2 separate regions of the Mus musculus genome follow, and region 2 is linked to region 1. The links are chromatin loops, found by intact Hi-C in ENCODE. Cell type or tissue: gastrocnemius. All regions are shown on one strand.

Region 1 (8,000 bases):
TGGTGGATTTTTACCAGTTACTAAAAATAACTCAACTCTGATATAAACAGAGTATTTTCACTAGCGGTCAATACTTGTTTAGAACCTTTAAATTCAAGTAAGACAGAGCTAAAACAAACAAACAGATAATCTTAACAATAAAATGAATACATTTTAGCTCAAAAAAATGCTTTATTACTTATACCAGAAATCCTTTCTACTACACAATACTACTTAATCTCTCAGCATGCTGTTATGGAATAAGTAAAACACAGTTCTGTATTGTCAGATTCCTATTGGTCACTGTAAATACTAAATTCACATTTCACCTCCTGGAACGCAACCACTTCAAAACAACCTTCCAGCATTCTTCTCAGGTGGACAGGCATAAGGCCCACTCTGCCATTACAGCTGGATTCCCTGGGAGAAAGGACTTACACTTTAGTGATACATCAAGTATCCTCAACATCAGGACCAGTGCCTAGCACACAATATTTTCTAATAAGCAGTGGCACAAGCAAACAGATCGATAAAAAGTCATGAAAAGAAATCAAAGGAATTCTAGTTTTAGTACACACACACACACACACACACACACACACACACACACACACACATGAGTTTGAGGCCAGCCTGGTCTATAGAGCTCCAGGACAGCCAAGGCTACACAGAGAAATCCTGTCAAAAAAAAAAAAAAGGTAAGGGGAAGGAAAAGAAAGAAGAAAGAAATCAAGAAATCAACCAACCAACCAACCATGGCAGGGAAGCACTAGGTGGCAGTTAATAAAACTGAAAATGTAACTGTGTCTCCAAACATTTTACATCTCAATACATGCTTAGGTCATTGCTTAAAAGATAATGATTTCTTAGCCCAGGAGAAAACAGACTTAAAATCTCTAAGAACTTAGACTTAATTTACAATACAAAAAAGGCTGGGCGTGGTGGCTCAGGCCTTTAATCCCAGCACTTGGGAGGCAGAGGCAATCGGATTTCTGAGTTTGAAGCCAGCCTGGTCTACAGAGTGAGTTCCAGGACAGCCAGGGCTATACAGAGAAATCCTGTCTCGAAAAACAAACAAACAAACAAACAAGCAAACAACACAAAAAGGACATTTAAAATAAATATGGAACATACTGTTTTTAAAGAGAGACATATCAGACATTCTACATTTTTTTTAATCAACCAAGATACTGAAAACCTGATTATCAATTGTCATGGTTTGAATATGCTTGGCCCAGGGAGTAGCACTATTTGGAGATGTGGCCCTGTTGGAATAGGTGTGTCACTGTGAGTGTGGGCTTTAAGACCGTCATCCTAGTTGCCTGGAAGTCAGTCTTTTGCTAGCAGCCTTCAGATAAAGATGTAGACCTCTCAGCTCCTCCTGCCTGGATGCTGCCATGTTCCTACCTTAGTGATAATGGACTGAACCTCTAGCCCTGTAAGTCAGCCCCAATTAAATGTTGTCCTTGTAAGAGTTGCCTTGGTCACAGTGTCTGTTCACAGCAGTAAACCCTAACTAGGACATCAATGAAGACCTAAAAAGACAAAGGTATCCTAATGACAAAGGTTTTTGTTTACTTAAGTTAACCCAAAGCAGCAAAAAGGGCGGGGGGTGGGGGGTGACTTTATTCCATGCAAGTACCATGCAGCTGCAATGATGGTTCCACAAAAGAGACAATCCCAAAGAAAAATTGAAATGTGTCCTCAAAAACAAAGTAAATAAAAAGGAAAATTGAGTTTTAGTGTTTCTGATTTATGTTCTTAAAGACTCAAGTGTTATATTGAAGAGATGATGAAAACTTGGGGAAACTAATGAAGTAGATATGTAATTAGATAACCTTCTGAAATCATAAAATATTAACTAATGAGGATGGAAAGCATGGTTAGCACTAAACTAGACTATTACAGATTACCCCATGAGCCAGTACAGTACACATCACGAACTCCCCAGAACCACATAAAAGAACACACACAAGAAATGCCTGGACAAAACACACTTAAAGTTGTAAATTCAATATAAATCTAAAAAGCACTAGGCAAAAACCAAATAGAAAATGTAGTATATTCCTTAAACAACAGCAACAAGGCTGACCTTGGCCTTTTCATCAGCTGCGGTGAAGTGATCATGAGTCACAGAGTGGACGTCAGGACAGTGAGAAAGTGAGGACAACAGGGACCCAAAGCACACCATGGGCCTATACAGCAATGCAGTTCCTGGTGTTTCTGAAGCAAATTACATCTACCTCAGACATACACATTAAAGGGTGGGTGGTAATGATCTGAAAATTATATAGTCACCTACGTATGCTTTTATATATCTGAAGTTTAAGGAAAGGTGTTTCTGAGCTAGAATTATATCAGCCACATATCTTCCCTTCTTCAACAAAGTACATAATTCACCTTCTAGCAACAAGGATTAATCAAAGTAGTTCCCTAATAAGAATAGAGCATAAAGATCCTGTAGCAGTGAGCTGTATTTACATAACTGGCATTTAATATGTTAATAAAAATAGATTCTCCAAATCATTTAATATAAGAGAAATAGCAACTGAAAATATTATAATAAAATAATGTAGATATAAATTGTTCAAAATGCTGAGAAATAAGAAATGCAAGAGACATGTACTCACAAGAAAATAATAAATTCAATAAATGCACCATTCAGATGGTATAGGTTTAAGTTACCTTTTAATAAACTAATTAATTAATATTCTTGTTAAGTACCCATTCTGTGCCAGGTACCATGAGAAAGACTAGAGATAGACAAAAGAAGCACTATCTCTGCCTTGACAGCATAATCTAAGGGGAAAAGGCAGAAATATCTCTGAACAAAATCCTTAAGAAAACAAAGGGTGAGCCTACAAGAGAAGGGCATTTCAGGAAGATTAAACAGTGTCCACCCCACCCCCAGAAAGCTTTTCTGCTGCTCTGAGGACTTCCAAAGGTTGCCAATAGGGACAAGAATAAGACAGGAATGAGGAGGCAGAGACCAGATGAAGAGGGCCCTTGAGAGAGTGCTGGGAGTGCAACAGCCCAGATGGCAATGGGAACCAGCACTGCATTGCAGGAGAGCACTGGAGAGGCTGAGGGAGAGAGCAGAGGACTGATGCCTATAGACTAGTTGGTTAGATACTCCTCTGCCGGATGGAGCATGAGATGTGCAGAACCACAGACAAAACAGGAAAGCATTCCCATTACGCACTAACACATAAACTTTCAAACATTTGAAGCCTTGGAAGCAGAAACATGATACATTTTATAAGTTTATCTTTTCACTTGCACATCATATTCAGGTCTAACCCTCTCTAAGAAAACACCTCACTAGGATGTCTCATAGACTCTCAACTTTGTAGCATAAAATTCTGCCATAAGAGGTGAGCTTTGCCCTGAAGAAAGGTCAGCTCTAAGAAGTCGTCTTTGTACACATGAAACTCACATAAAAGGTGTCAGTCACGCCCTTTAGTTAGTCTCCAATTCACGCAAGCTTCTGGTTTTTGGCTAAAATCTATATGTCTTTCATCCTCTTCTATTTTGTACTAGCATATCTAATTGGCTCTCCTTTCCATATCGTTCTTTTATTTAAAAAAAAATTCACTTTGAGAGAATCTGCATAGGGAAGGAGACAGAAACAGCAGAGCATGCATGCAATGCTTGGTTGCTGCCACCTCAGAAACTTAAGATTGAAATGACACTAGATGTACTACAGACCTGTAGGCTATTGTGGGACTGGCCACACTGTCATCAGTAAATGTCCCTGCTCTAAGGATTAGCTGCAGGGAAGGAAGGCTTCAAGCTAGCTCTTTCCTTCCTACCCAGTGTCACTTGCACAAACACTAGATGTCGCTCTCTAACAGCTACTGTGTTATAAACCACACAAAACAAGCCAGCGAAAACACACAAAACAGCAAGCACCTGTACAGCTCTCTTCTAAGCGAATATTTTTTAAAAAGAAACCAATTCATACAAACTAGGTCTCTACATTATTGTGAGAACATTGTAAAAGGAGAAGACGTGCTCTGTTCGACCATAACACCACCTGCTAACTTGTTATTGTGAATGGCCTGCCATTAAGTCTTGATGTGCGCTCTCTTCTATTATCTCGAAAGGATTCGTGTGTACATTTCCTATCTCTCGTCTACGTGATCTTCTTTGAGGGTGTCAGTTACCACAGGTCAGTTGCTACCACGATGGGGTGGGTAAGGCACCTTGCTAAGGCAGATAATCAATCACAAGAATGTAATTTCAGACTTCCACAAACGTCTTGTCTCCAGGTTCCCTTCCTCCAAGGTGAACTGAGTAATTCAGTACACTCTGTTGGGCCAATCCCAAGTTTCTCACCTCGAGATCCCAAATCATAAGAGAGGCTGCAGTCCTGCAGTGTGGCAGTTAACTTATCCACTGAAAACAAATACCTTCACCTCAGACCTTGGTCCTCTAATTCAAACTATTAATATAGCACAATAGAATAAGCAAATTATGTCCAAAATAAGCTAAACATTTATATCTTTTCTATCTTCCAGTTTGTTCAGTTCACAAACAAAAACAGACATCAGAATAACTATGATAAGAGAGAGAGAGAGAGACCTGAATCCTATGTTTTAACATGCCCCTTAGTATTTACTGGATTTAGTATCCAGTAAATGCATGCACCAAGAAGAGATAGTAATAAAATCAACAATCAAGCTAGGGGTGGCACTCAAATCCAAAGCAGTGTCAGAGGAATGAAAGCCAGACTTTGGTTTCACCCTACTTGCAGAGCTCCTAACACAGTGCTGGGACAAGCCATGTGACCGATTTCAGGAAAGAAGTTGAAAGTCTCTTTTCCTTACTTGGAGAAATCATGAGAAGCTAAACTCATTCTCTCTACAAAGCTCACCTGAGCATTGAGGAAGAAACCCACCATGGAAATCTGCTAAAGTGACATGTAAAACCTACTGCAGCCCTAGGCTCACCAGCGGTCATACAATAACTCCTGAACACAGCTGTGGGCAAGGCTTTGCAAATGAACGCCCTGGCTCTGATCCAGCATCCCCACAATCTTTGGGGAGGGAAGATAACGTACTTATGCCACCCTGCGTACTGAGGGAAATGCAGACACCCGTGCCTGTGGTTATTCATGCCCTTCATCTGTGTGCCCTTCATCTGTGTGCCTTTCAAAAGGCCCAGGCATCACCTGTACCCACTGTGCAGCTCACCTGCTGCAATTTACCTCTCACTTCAGTGCTTCCCAGACCACCAAAGAAGGGACAGAGAAGAGACATAATGACCTATCCTGGAACGAGGAATTCATGTCCTTTAGCTTGGAGGCGGGGGTAAAGGATGAGTCTATAAGGTGTGGTGGAGAGACACGGGACCAAGTAATTTGATTTACTGCTATATTAATGGCATTTTCATCCCAAAGCATGAATACAAAAGAATGAAATTTGCATGACTTTTCAATTTTATATTTCCAAAAAGCTGCTTTGAAGCCATGTTTCCTTGCTCCATGGAAGTCAAGCAATGCTGAGGCCACAGCCATAGCACCTTGGGACTATTAAGAAGCCTAGGAAATCTACTACAGTAAAACCCTAATTCTTGGAAGTCTCCAATCCCATAAGGACAGACCTACAGTAAAGTGAAAATCTAACCCTGTGTTTAACAAAGAGGAATGACCTTTCAGGTGTAGTAGCCTGGAAACTCCATAGCTTCTCCACTATACATGGTATATATACATACATACATAAAATAAGTAATTTTAAAAGGCTAACCAGAGTTCAAACATTTAAAAAAAATTGTAGACACTTCAAACAAAGCTGCAGTTACAGTTTTGAGGGTTAACAGACCTGTAAGTGACTTCTAGGCTCACTAGTCCTACCCCCTGATTTCTAGGCCTGGAAGCCAAAGCAAAGAAGGTAGGTACCTCTATCAAAATCATCAGCTTAATGCTGTCAAAGCCGATCTAGACCCAGACATATCTGAGCCTTGTCTCTTCCATCTAGCTTGTTCTAGGTGGGGGAAAATGCTATTAACACAAAAGTACCAAATAACTACAATGAACAGAGGTTGAGAATTTAAGAGACTTTAATTCAACAATAAATATTAGCAAGTACAAAGTAATGACTGCTAGGCTGAGGAATTTTATGGCCTCATTAAGAGGCTAAGGCATAGCCACATTAAGGAATAACACACACACTATGGTTTATTACACAAGTTCACTAGAAGAATAAGCATTCCCCATCCCTCATCCCAGCAACACTTACCAGAATTTATTCAGTGAGTTTGAGCAGTAAAAGAGTGGTGGTAAGAAAAGGGTTAAAGCCCCTGCAAAGAAAGGCACATGGCTTAACAGGCAGAGAAGAAACACACCTGGCAAAGTGGCCTGGAACTGAGGGAGTTGCTCTCCAGAGGAGGACTCCCCTGGGGAGAGGGAAGGACAGACCAGCTGAGCCTCATTTTACAGACTAGAAAGAGCATTTGGGTGTCTAGAAGGATAATGGCAAGATTTAAATAGTATAATCTGGGAAATAATTTTGATAAAATTTAGAATAAGGATTCTGAAAATCAAGTGTGTTTAGCCATAATTTCAGACTCTGTGATGTCTGTGAGTTTGGCAGGGAGAGTGTATACAAGTTCAATGACAGCACACACAGGCTCTGTAAATGAAACCTCTTCTCTGTGTGTTTTAATCAGGTATAGGTGAGTGAAGAAATTTCTTGCTATCAAATTTTAAGTTTTCTTATTTCTTGACAATAGGCTTCTTCTAAACCATACAACTTCTCTGCTGGAAAGGGATGGCATTCAAGGTAGCAGACTGCTCTTCTATTAGGGTAGTTTCTTATTTTCTATATTCTTGGTGGTCTGACATCTATGGCCTTTCTAAAGGGAAGAACTGGCCCTCCTTGGGTTAGCTAATTCTTCTAGAAAGGGCCTAAGACCAACTAATTCCAAATTCTTTCTTGTGCTCTCCAAATCTTGAGCCTCCTGAATCACTCGGATATGAACAACCAGCCTAGAGTCAGCTCAAATGGTTCAACTCTATAACCCTAAATTCAGCTTAGTATACTTGTCTTGACCATTTTTTTAAACATAATAAAGACTCCTGCCCTCAATTTTCTCTGTACCTGCTGATTTCACCTCTGGGTGACCTCTAAGACCCTCTGTGACATGTCTCCAGCTTTAAGGCAAGAACAAGTATAATTAAAACCTCTCCTTCATTGCAGTCATTTTCCTATCAGGGTGCCTGATCACACCTAATTAACAAATCTTAGGTATCACTAAAATAACCTCCTGGGGGCTGCATCTAGGTGGTTCTCAAGAGAAGACAATATGAGCTTGAGGCCCAGTCTTCAGGTTCCTCAGCCAGTTAAACATCCCCTCATTCCACTGTACAAGTAACTACCACAGAGTTAAGAACACAAGTGTAAATTCTATGAGTTACTACCTGATAAATGTGCAATTTGTGAAAGGTCGCCTAACTCCACAGACCTCCCCACCTGTCTTCTATAAAAGCTGAGAAATGAAGGTGGAGAGATGGCTCAGCAACTAAGAATGCATACTGTTCTTGAAGACCTGAGTTCAGTTCTTAGTACCCACATCTAGTAAAAGTTCCAGAAGATCTGATGGGCTCTTCTGGCCTTCACAGGTACTACAGTCACATGCATGAACCCACACAGACTCATATACACATATGCACACACATATGCATACATAATTAAAAATAAAATCTTTAAAAACTGAGACATACAGAGAATGTAGCTCAGACGTCAAAGCCGTACATATGACCACCACCAACATAACCACCAACGCAAAAAAAACAAACCTAGAAAGACGTCATCTATTTCAGAAGGGTTAAACAGGACGGCCCTTGTGAAATAGATTCTGGTCAATGTCAGATAGCATTTAATTCATGTTCTGAGATCCTACATCTAGAAATATCTGGCAATGATACATAAATGTTTTTAAAAGAATAAAAATCTAGGCATAACCACAATAACAATGAAACAAATTGTAAAGAAGAAGAATGAGAAGCATCCCCATGAAGC
Region 2 (8,000 bases), 140 kb after region 1:
ATAAAGGTGACTATGGTGGTCAGCTTGGGTCACTGTGATGGTCAGCTAGAGTGTGATCATTATGTGGGATATTAAAGTGGTCAGTTGTAGTGTTCACTGTGGTGATCAGCAATTGTGGTCTCTATGGTGGTAACTGTGATGGTCACTGAGATGACCAGTGTGAGTCACTGTGATGGTCACTTGTAGTTTTCACCATAATGGTCAACTATAGAGGTGGCTATGATGATCAGTGAGATGGTCAGTTTTGTTATCATTGTGATGGTCAGTCAAAGTGGTCACGTAGGTGGTCATTTGTAATGTAGTATCCACCGTGATGATCACCCAAGTGGTCACTGTCACATACACTCTGATGGACAATCCTAGTGGACACTGTTGCAGTCTCCTTGGTGGTCAGTTGTAGTGTCTACTATGATGGTCAGTCATACTTATCACCTTTTTGGTCACTTTTGTGGCCAGCTGCAGTGTCCATTTAGATGGTCTGCTATGGCAGTCACTTTTGTGGTCACTCTGGTAGTCAGTGATAGTGTCAACTATGATGGCCAGTCATAGTGGTCACTGTCATGGTCACTCTGGTGGTCAGTTGTAGTTTCCACTGTGATGGTCAACTTTAGTAGCCATTTTGGTGGTCAGTTATAATGCCCACCATGAAGGTCAGACATAGTGGTCACTTTTGTGGTCACTTCTAGCATCCACTGTGATGGTCAGCTATTCTGGTCACTGCCATGGTCATTTTGGTAGTCAGCAAAGTTGAAAGGAGTTGGAGATATGAAGAACATTTTGCCATCAGATGTGGAGATTCAGAGGTTGGAGTTTGCCCAACTGGTTTTTAGTCTTGCTTTGGTCCAGTATTTCCTCCCTTCCTTGCAGTTTGGAATAATGATGTATATCCTGTGCCATTGTATGTTGGAAGTATGTGATCTCTTTTTCTTTTTTGATTTTGATATTATAGGGGATTGCAGTTAAGAGATTGCATGAATCTCAGAAGAGACTTTGAACTTTTAAACATTGTTGAGACTGCGACAGACTTTGGGGACTTTTGAAGTTTGACTAAATGCATTTTGCATTATGTTGTGGCTATAAGCCTATGGGAGCCAGGAAGTGGAATGTGATAGTTTGTATACGTATGACCCCCATAGACTTATGTGTTTGAATGCTTAGTCATAGGGAGTGGCACTATTAGAAGCTGTGGCCTTGTTGGAGGAAGTGTGTCACTGTTTGGAGGAAGTGTGTCACTGTGGGGTGGGCTTTGAAGTCTCCTATGCCTCCTGGCTGCCTGTAGAAGACAGTCCCCTTCTACTGCCTGTGGATCAAGATTAGAATTCTCTCTTCCTGCACTCTACTACACTTCGTGTCACAATGACAATGGACCGAACCTCTGAAACTGTAAGCCAGCCCCAATGAAATGTTTGCCTTTATAAGAGTCACCTTAGTCAGGTTGTCCCTTCACAGCAATGAAACCCTAACTAAGACAATCATTATGGTGGTCCTCAATGTGGTCAGCTGTAATGGCCATCAGGGAGGTCAGTTGAGGTGTTCACTGTGATGGTTAATCATAGTGGTCCCTGTGTGGTGGCCATCTATGTGGTCAGCAGTAGTGATTACTATGGTGGTTGACCGTAGCGTCTACTGTGATGATCAGATCTTGTGGTCACTGTAGTATTCATCAGTGTGGCCAGATATAGTGGATATTGTGGTGCTCAATTGTAGTGTCCTCTGTGATAGTCAGTTACCATTGTCACCATGGTGGGAAGCACAGCGGCATGCAGGTAGACATGGTGCTAGAGAGGCAGCTGAGAGTTTTATGTCTGGATCAGCAGTCAGCAGAACAAGAGAATGGCACTGGGCCTGCCTTGAGCATCTGACACCTCAAACCCCACCCCCAGTGACATACTTCTTCCAACAAGACCACACCCACTCCAAGACCACACCTCCTCAAACTGCCACTCCCCATGAGCCTACAGGGACATTTTTATTCAAACTGCCACACTTTCCATGTGCCTGAAGCCCCATGCATTTGAGAACAGCCCCCTGTGACTATGTTTTGTGACCGCACTGAATGGGGCTGAGTACATTTGCTGCCAATTCTCATCCTGCACTATTTCTCGTCACGGTGACAAAAGGCCCAACCACAACAACTTAGTAGAGGGAAGATTTCTTTTGGTTCATGTTTTAGAGATTTCAGTTCATGACGGTAGGATAGGTGTGGGTAGCATGAGTAGCATGAACTAGAGCTTCTTCTCATCACTGTGGACCTGGAAGCAAAGATGGAGGCCACCACCAGGGAAGGTCATAATCTTCACAGACCTAGAAGTGACCTCAGTCTGCCAGCACCTCCTAAAGATTTGGTGACCTTCAGATGAGTGTCGCAAGCACGCAAATATGGGCCTGTGGGGGGAGATGCTTTGGATTTTAAAATAACATCCATAGAACAAGTTCTGCCTTTCTATCCTTTGTCAGTTGGTACTACTAGGTCGTCCCTTAGTCTGAGGGGAAGGAGGGATGCTGGTGCAATGGTCATGGGTGACCAGAGACTGGGTACCATATCACAATCACCAAATTGTCCTTCTTATGTAGTTTCTTCTATAGGACAATGTGACTTGGCCCTTCTTCTGGAAGTTAGCAGGAAAGTAGGGATGGCACCAGGGTGGGGGGAGGTACATTCAGAATCACCCCTACATGGGCAAGGGACATGTATCAGTCAGGGCTACTGTTGCTGTGACAAAGCATCTCAACCAAGAAGAACGTGGGGAGGAAAGGGTTTATCAGGGCAGGAACCTCCAAGCAGGAGCTGATGCAGAGGCCATGGAGAAGTGCTGCTTACTGGCGTGCTCACTCTGCTTCCTACTAGCACCCAGGATCACCATCCTACGAGTGGCACTGCCTGCAGTGATCTGACCCCTCCCACATCGATCATCAGTCAACAAACATGCTCACAGACCAACCTAGTGGTGGTATTTTCTAAGTTGAGAGTCCTTCTCCCAAAATGACTCTAGCTTTTGTCAAGTTGACACAATCTACTAGCAAGGACAGAGACAGAACCCCCATCCTGTCCATTTATTAGATGAGCTACACCCCGGAGTGGCTACACCCTTGGGCAGGGGAGGTCCCTTGGGTGGGTCAGCTTGCTGAAAGCTGGCTGTCAGCTGCGAATAGTACCTCCCATAGCCACCAGGTGGCAGCATTCCCTTCAACAACCAAGACTGCAAGATTCCACAGGCCTCCAGAGAGAAACAAATCAGAATAAATCCATCAATTTAATTAGAAACAATTATTTAAAAAAAAAACTTCCTTTTTGCATATTTTCATTAAATCCGTTGGTCATTTGGACATATTTGAGGGGTTAATTAAAGGAATAAAATGTTGACTGAACAATTCTTAGTGATACTGTCTGGACGCATTCAAACAACATGCTTTATTCAGGCGACTCGAGTGACCTTGTAGTGTTTGGAAAACGTCTTATGTAACTATTTCTCCCAGTGAGTTCTCAATTTCCTCTCAAGGGGGTTTGGGGAGAGCAAGGAAAACAAACTGCATTGTAAAAAATGGAGGTTCACTCTGAGATATGCAGAGAAACCTGTGACCAGTGAAAGAAGATTTCCACAATGGGTCCCTAAAAAAATGCTGAGCTCCAAAGTAGTTCTTCAGTGTGACCATCATGACAACTTGTACTTTGGATTGGGATAGTGTTCCAGGGCCTGTTTCCTGCACCATCAGTGGTGGAGAAGGGCTGGGCTTTGCGCTCTGGGGTGGAAAATCACGAGCGGGGGCTGGGGGGTGGGGGGGCGGACAAAAGCAGCAGCAGCAGCAGCAGCAGCAGCCGCTGCTTCTTTGGGATCACCTAGCTGCTGTTTTATTGACTAATGCTTTCGGGCGCACATTTCGACCAGCTCCTCGCGCGCGCCCTCTGCTGGAGAAGATCTAGAATTGCTTAGGAAAGCTAGGAAATTCATTTGGGGGTCTCAGGGAACTCGGGATACTCTTAAAACTTGTAACTCTCTTAGAAAAAGCAGCTTCAGGCTGTCAGTCAGAGGAAGGAGGAGTCTGCCTTTAGTCTGGTCTCCCGAGTGGCATCGTCCTAGCCTGACACAAGAGGAGACAAATGGGCCCCATAGCAGGTGGAAAACCAGCCATTGAGAACTGAAGTACAGAGCCTGGTGCCTCCTGTATCTTCTATTCCTCAGTTCCCACACTGCTTTGGAGTTGATAAAGTGAAAGTCTTTGACTTTCTATCCAACCAACGTGTGGTAGCCACTAGGTAAATGTATCATCAATGGGCTTCAACCCAGCCCAAGCCACTCAATCTTGAACCAAAGGGGGCTAAGGATATTATATAAAACCAAGATTTCATTCAGTGTTTTGCAGATGGATTCCTAAGCTGCAAATATATGCTGTACCATAGACTCCTCACCCAGTGTTGTATACACAGGTCCTTTTCCCAGAGCAAACTTCTCCCTATGATAAACTTGGACTCTCTTACAGAGTTCAGTCCCCTTCCTTTGTTCCCTGTGAAACTGCAGGGCTCATTGTTTGATAATTCTGTGAATGGTCAAAGAAGGAATACAGAAATACAGTCCTGTGTGTTTGTGTGTGTGTATGTGTGTGTGTGCTTATTATAGTTTTTCTTTTGAGACAGTCTTGTTCTGTAGCTCAGGCTAGCCTGCAACTTGAGATCCTGCTGGCTCAGTCTCCCAACTTGGATTACAGTTGTGCTCCACAATATGCCTGATATCTTGTATCTTTTAAAAAAATACTTTAAGTCTACTGCAGAAGTGTGAACAGTCGTCAGTGTGTGGTGCCACGCCTCTCTAAACAGCATCTGGCACCAATCAAAAAGAAAATGTGTTCTCGTGCTCAGATTCACTACCCAGCCCTTACAGGGGTCACTCTTCCGCTCCTGACGGGAACATTCATACCTGCCAGAGAAGGAATTGTTGCTGAGTGGCTTTGCTCACTCCTCTTGGGTGCAGATTATTCACAGCATCTGGGGCGGTTCTGGATCTCCATAGCGACTGTAACATAGTGTCTCCACACTAGCACAAACCCTAGCAGGGGTCAGGGAATGATCTGTTGACAGGAGAGACCCTCTGGTGGGTGAGAAGGGAGGTAAGGTGAGAGGGACAGCAGCAATCCTTAGAGGGACTCCTCAGGCCAGAGTTCCTGGGGGTGCTGGCTGGGTTTTGTCAACTTCACACAAGGCAAGTCATCTGAGAAGACAGAACCTCAGAAGAGAAAATGCCTCCATCAGATTAGCCTGACCACAAAACCAAACCAAAAACTGACCACAAAAAGCAAAAATAAGAAATGTCCCCCCTAAGTGACCATAGCAGTAATCAGTATGGCTGATCAGCAACTTGGACACTGCAAGTGACCACAAAAGTGACCACAAAAATGACCACAGTGGCTGGCCGTCACAGTGGATCATACAACTGATCAGGACAGTGATCGTAAAGTGACCACTGTGGCTGATCATATAGAGGACCACAAAAATGATCTCTGTCATTGACCATCAGACTGGACAGTGCAGCTGACCACCTCAAAGACCACCTTGGTGATCACTGGGCTGGCCAAGTGGTGATATATTTTTTTCTGAAAATATCCCTCATCTTAAAAGATACTGAACTTTTGCCAGTTAATAAAAGACGATGTACTTAACCTACTTACCCTGTTTAAGTTTAACCACTTAAGACAGTGATGTCCCTAACCATGCTATGCCTTGAGTTTCCCATGTAATCAACTTTATAAGCTAATGCATAGCTTCAATTTTAACTTATTTGCTCTTCTATGCCTGCGACCCAGAATAGTGTGTGCATATGTGATGTGTATTGTAATCATTTGATGAAAGCCACCAACAGGTTGAAAGCAACCTTGAACCAAATAAATGTTGTAACCAATAAGTGGATAGAGAGGTTGATAACTTTGGTTTGTGATTGAGTGCTATTCTGTGTTTTGAGTGCTATTCTGGGTCAGTAGGGGCCAGTAATGTAACTTTTTCCTTTGTAAAAGTCTGTTAAAGAAATTCTGTAAAAAGCTATTCTTCATATCTTTTCCATACCATGCTTTTATTGCTATTCAATAGATATAGAATAAAACACTTTGTTAGCAACAAACACAGGAAAGAGAGTTCAGATGCACATACAACAGGCTGGCACAACACACAGGCACAATAGACAAGTCACAGACCACAAACTATAGACAGACAGAAGACACAGGGAGAGAAACAGAGAAATAAAATTTTGGTTCACTCTTTGTGTTAGGGTTTCTATTTCTGTGAAGAGACATCATAACTATGGCAACTCTTATAAAAGAAAGAATCTAATTGGGGCTGGCTTACAGCTCAGAGGTTTAGTTCATGGTTACCATGCTAGGTAGCATGGTGGCATTTGGGCACACATAGTACTGGGCAGCTAGTGAGATTTCTACATCCAGATTGGCAGACAGCAAAAAAGAGAATGTCACACTGGGCCTGACTTGAGCACTATGACCTCAAAGTCCACCTCCAATGACATACTTTCTCCAACAATGTCATATTTACTCTAACAAGGCCACACCTATTCTAACAAGGCCATATCTTCTAATTGTACCATTCACTATGAGCCTATGTAGGCCATTTTCTTCCAAACCAGCACACTCCATTGCATAGGCCCCATAAGCTTGTCTACATCATAATGCAGAAATGCACTCAGTCCAACTTCAAAGTCCCCATAGTCTAAACAGTCTCAACCCTGTTTAAAAATCCAAAGTTTCTTCTGAGACCCGTGCAGGTTCTTAACGGCAATTCTTCTGTAAATTCAACTGAAAAGGCAGATCACATACTTGTGGCATATAATGGCACAAAATGTACATTGCTGTTCTAAAAGGGAGTAAAGTGAGGAGATAGTGGACCAAAACAAGGATGAAAATCAGCTGGGCAAACCTCAAACTGTGCATCTCCATGTCTGATGTCAAATGCTCTTCAGGTCTCCAGCTCTTTTTCAGCTTTGTTGATTACAACACACTTCTTTCTCTTGGACTGGTTCCACTCCCCGTTAGCAGCTTTCCTCAGTAGAAATCCGATGACTCTGGCATCTCCAATGTCTTGGGGTCTCCAAGGTAATATAGACTTTGACCTCACAGCTTTATGCAATGGCCTCTCAGGGCCTCCATGCAGGGACACCCCTGCCACACATCTGGCCACAGTGACTTTCCTTAGTCTCAGATTCCATACCCCCTTCCTTGTATCCTGGACTCTAAAGCCAGAACCATGTGGCTAAAGCTACCAAGTTCTTCAACTTACAGAGGCTAGAACATGGCTCCCCTTGTTTAACTATATTTTCACCAGATTTCTGTTTTTGCTAGTTTCTTTTACTGCCTATGCTTGGCTGTACTGGAAGTCTTTCTGTAGACCAGGCCTGTCTCAAACCTAGAGATCCATCTGTTTCTGCCTCTAGAGTGTTGGGAGTTAAGGCAGGTGCCACTGTGACTGGCCCAAAGCTTTTCTAAAATTCCCTTTCACAAGCTGGAAGTTTAGCTGGCTGTTGCATCTCCCTTATTCCTATGCTTTTCTTTAACTTGTTCAAACTTCCTGATGCCCACTTTCTCCTCAAACTGTACATTTTGTATTTTTTCTTGCTCGGCTTGTTCCTTTTCACTATAGATCTGCGTAAAACTGGCCATCAATAGTCATGGGACACAGTCAATACTAGACTGTTTTGAAAAGTCCCCCGCCAAGTCCATTAATCCCAAACTCTTCAGTTTAGCCTCAGGTAGATTTTTCACACAAGGACAAAAAGTAGCCACATTCTTTATCCCAATTATCACAAGAATTGTCTCTAGGCCACATATTAATATTCTTCCCTTCTGAGACTTCTTGAGCTGGGCTCTCACAATTCAAATCACCCTCAGCACTGAAGTTTCATGCTCCTACTAGGATGGTCAGTTAAGCCAAGCTTAAAGTGTTCAACTGTTTTCCTTAAGATTGATTGATTGATTGATATGAGTATGCTGTCTCCAGCACACCAGAA

Evidence for each region. Hi-C counts contacts between places; a loop is a spot of excess contacts. Peaks named below come from ENCODE experiments on the same cell type or tissue, not always from the same donor. Only the 100,000 strongest peaks of a DNase experiment are listed, where the experiment ranks them.
Region 2: it touches region 1 in a loop (14-fold over the local background); 33 of 42 quality-filtered maps call a loop at or near these places.

What each region holds. Positions count from the first base shown.
Region 1 is chr2:146,466,113-146,474,112 of GRCm38, forward strand. All of the region lies in intron 3 of Ralgapa2 (Ral GTPase activating protein, alpha subunit 2 (catalytic)), which reads right to left. Among named protein-coding and RNA genes, the nearest start is that of Ralgapa2, 42 kb to the right of the region's middle. In gastrocnemius, a CTCF peak has its summit at 3,820; a DNase peak (open chromatin) is centred at 5,019.
Region 2 is chr2:146,609,210-146,617,209 of GRCm38, forward strand. No RefSeq gene overlaps it. Among named protein-coding and RNA genes, the nearest start is that of Gm52577, 38 kb to the left of the region's middle. In gastrocnemius, CTCF peaks have their summits at 3,163 (motif pointing right) and 3,909 (motif pointing left); DNase peaks (open chromatin) are centred at 3,146 and 3,899; H3K4me3 peaks cover 401 bases; H3K27ac peaks cover 232 bases.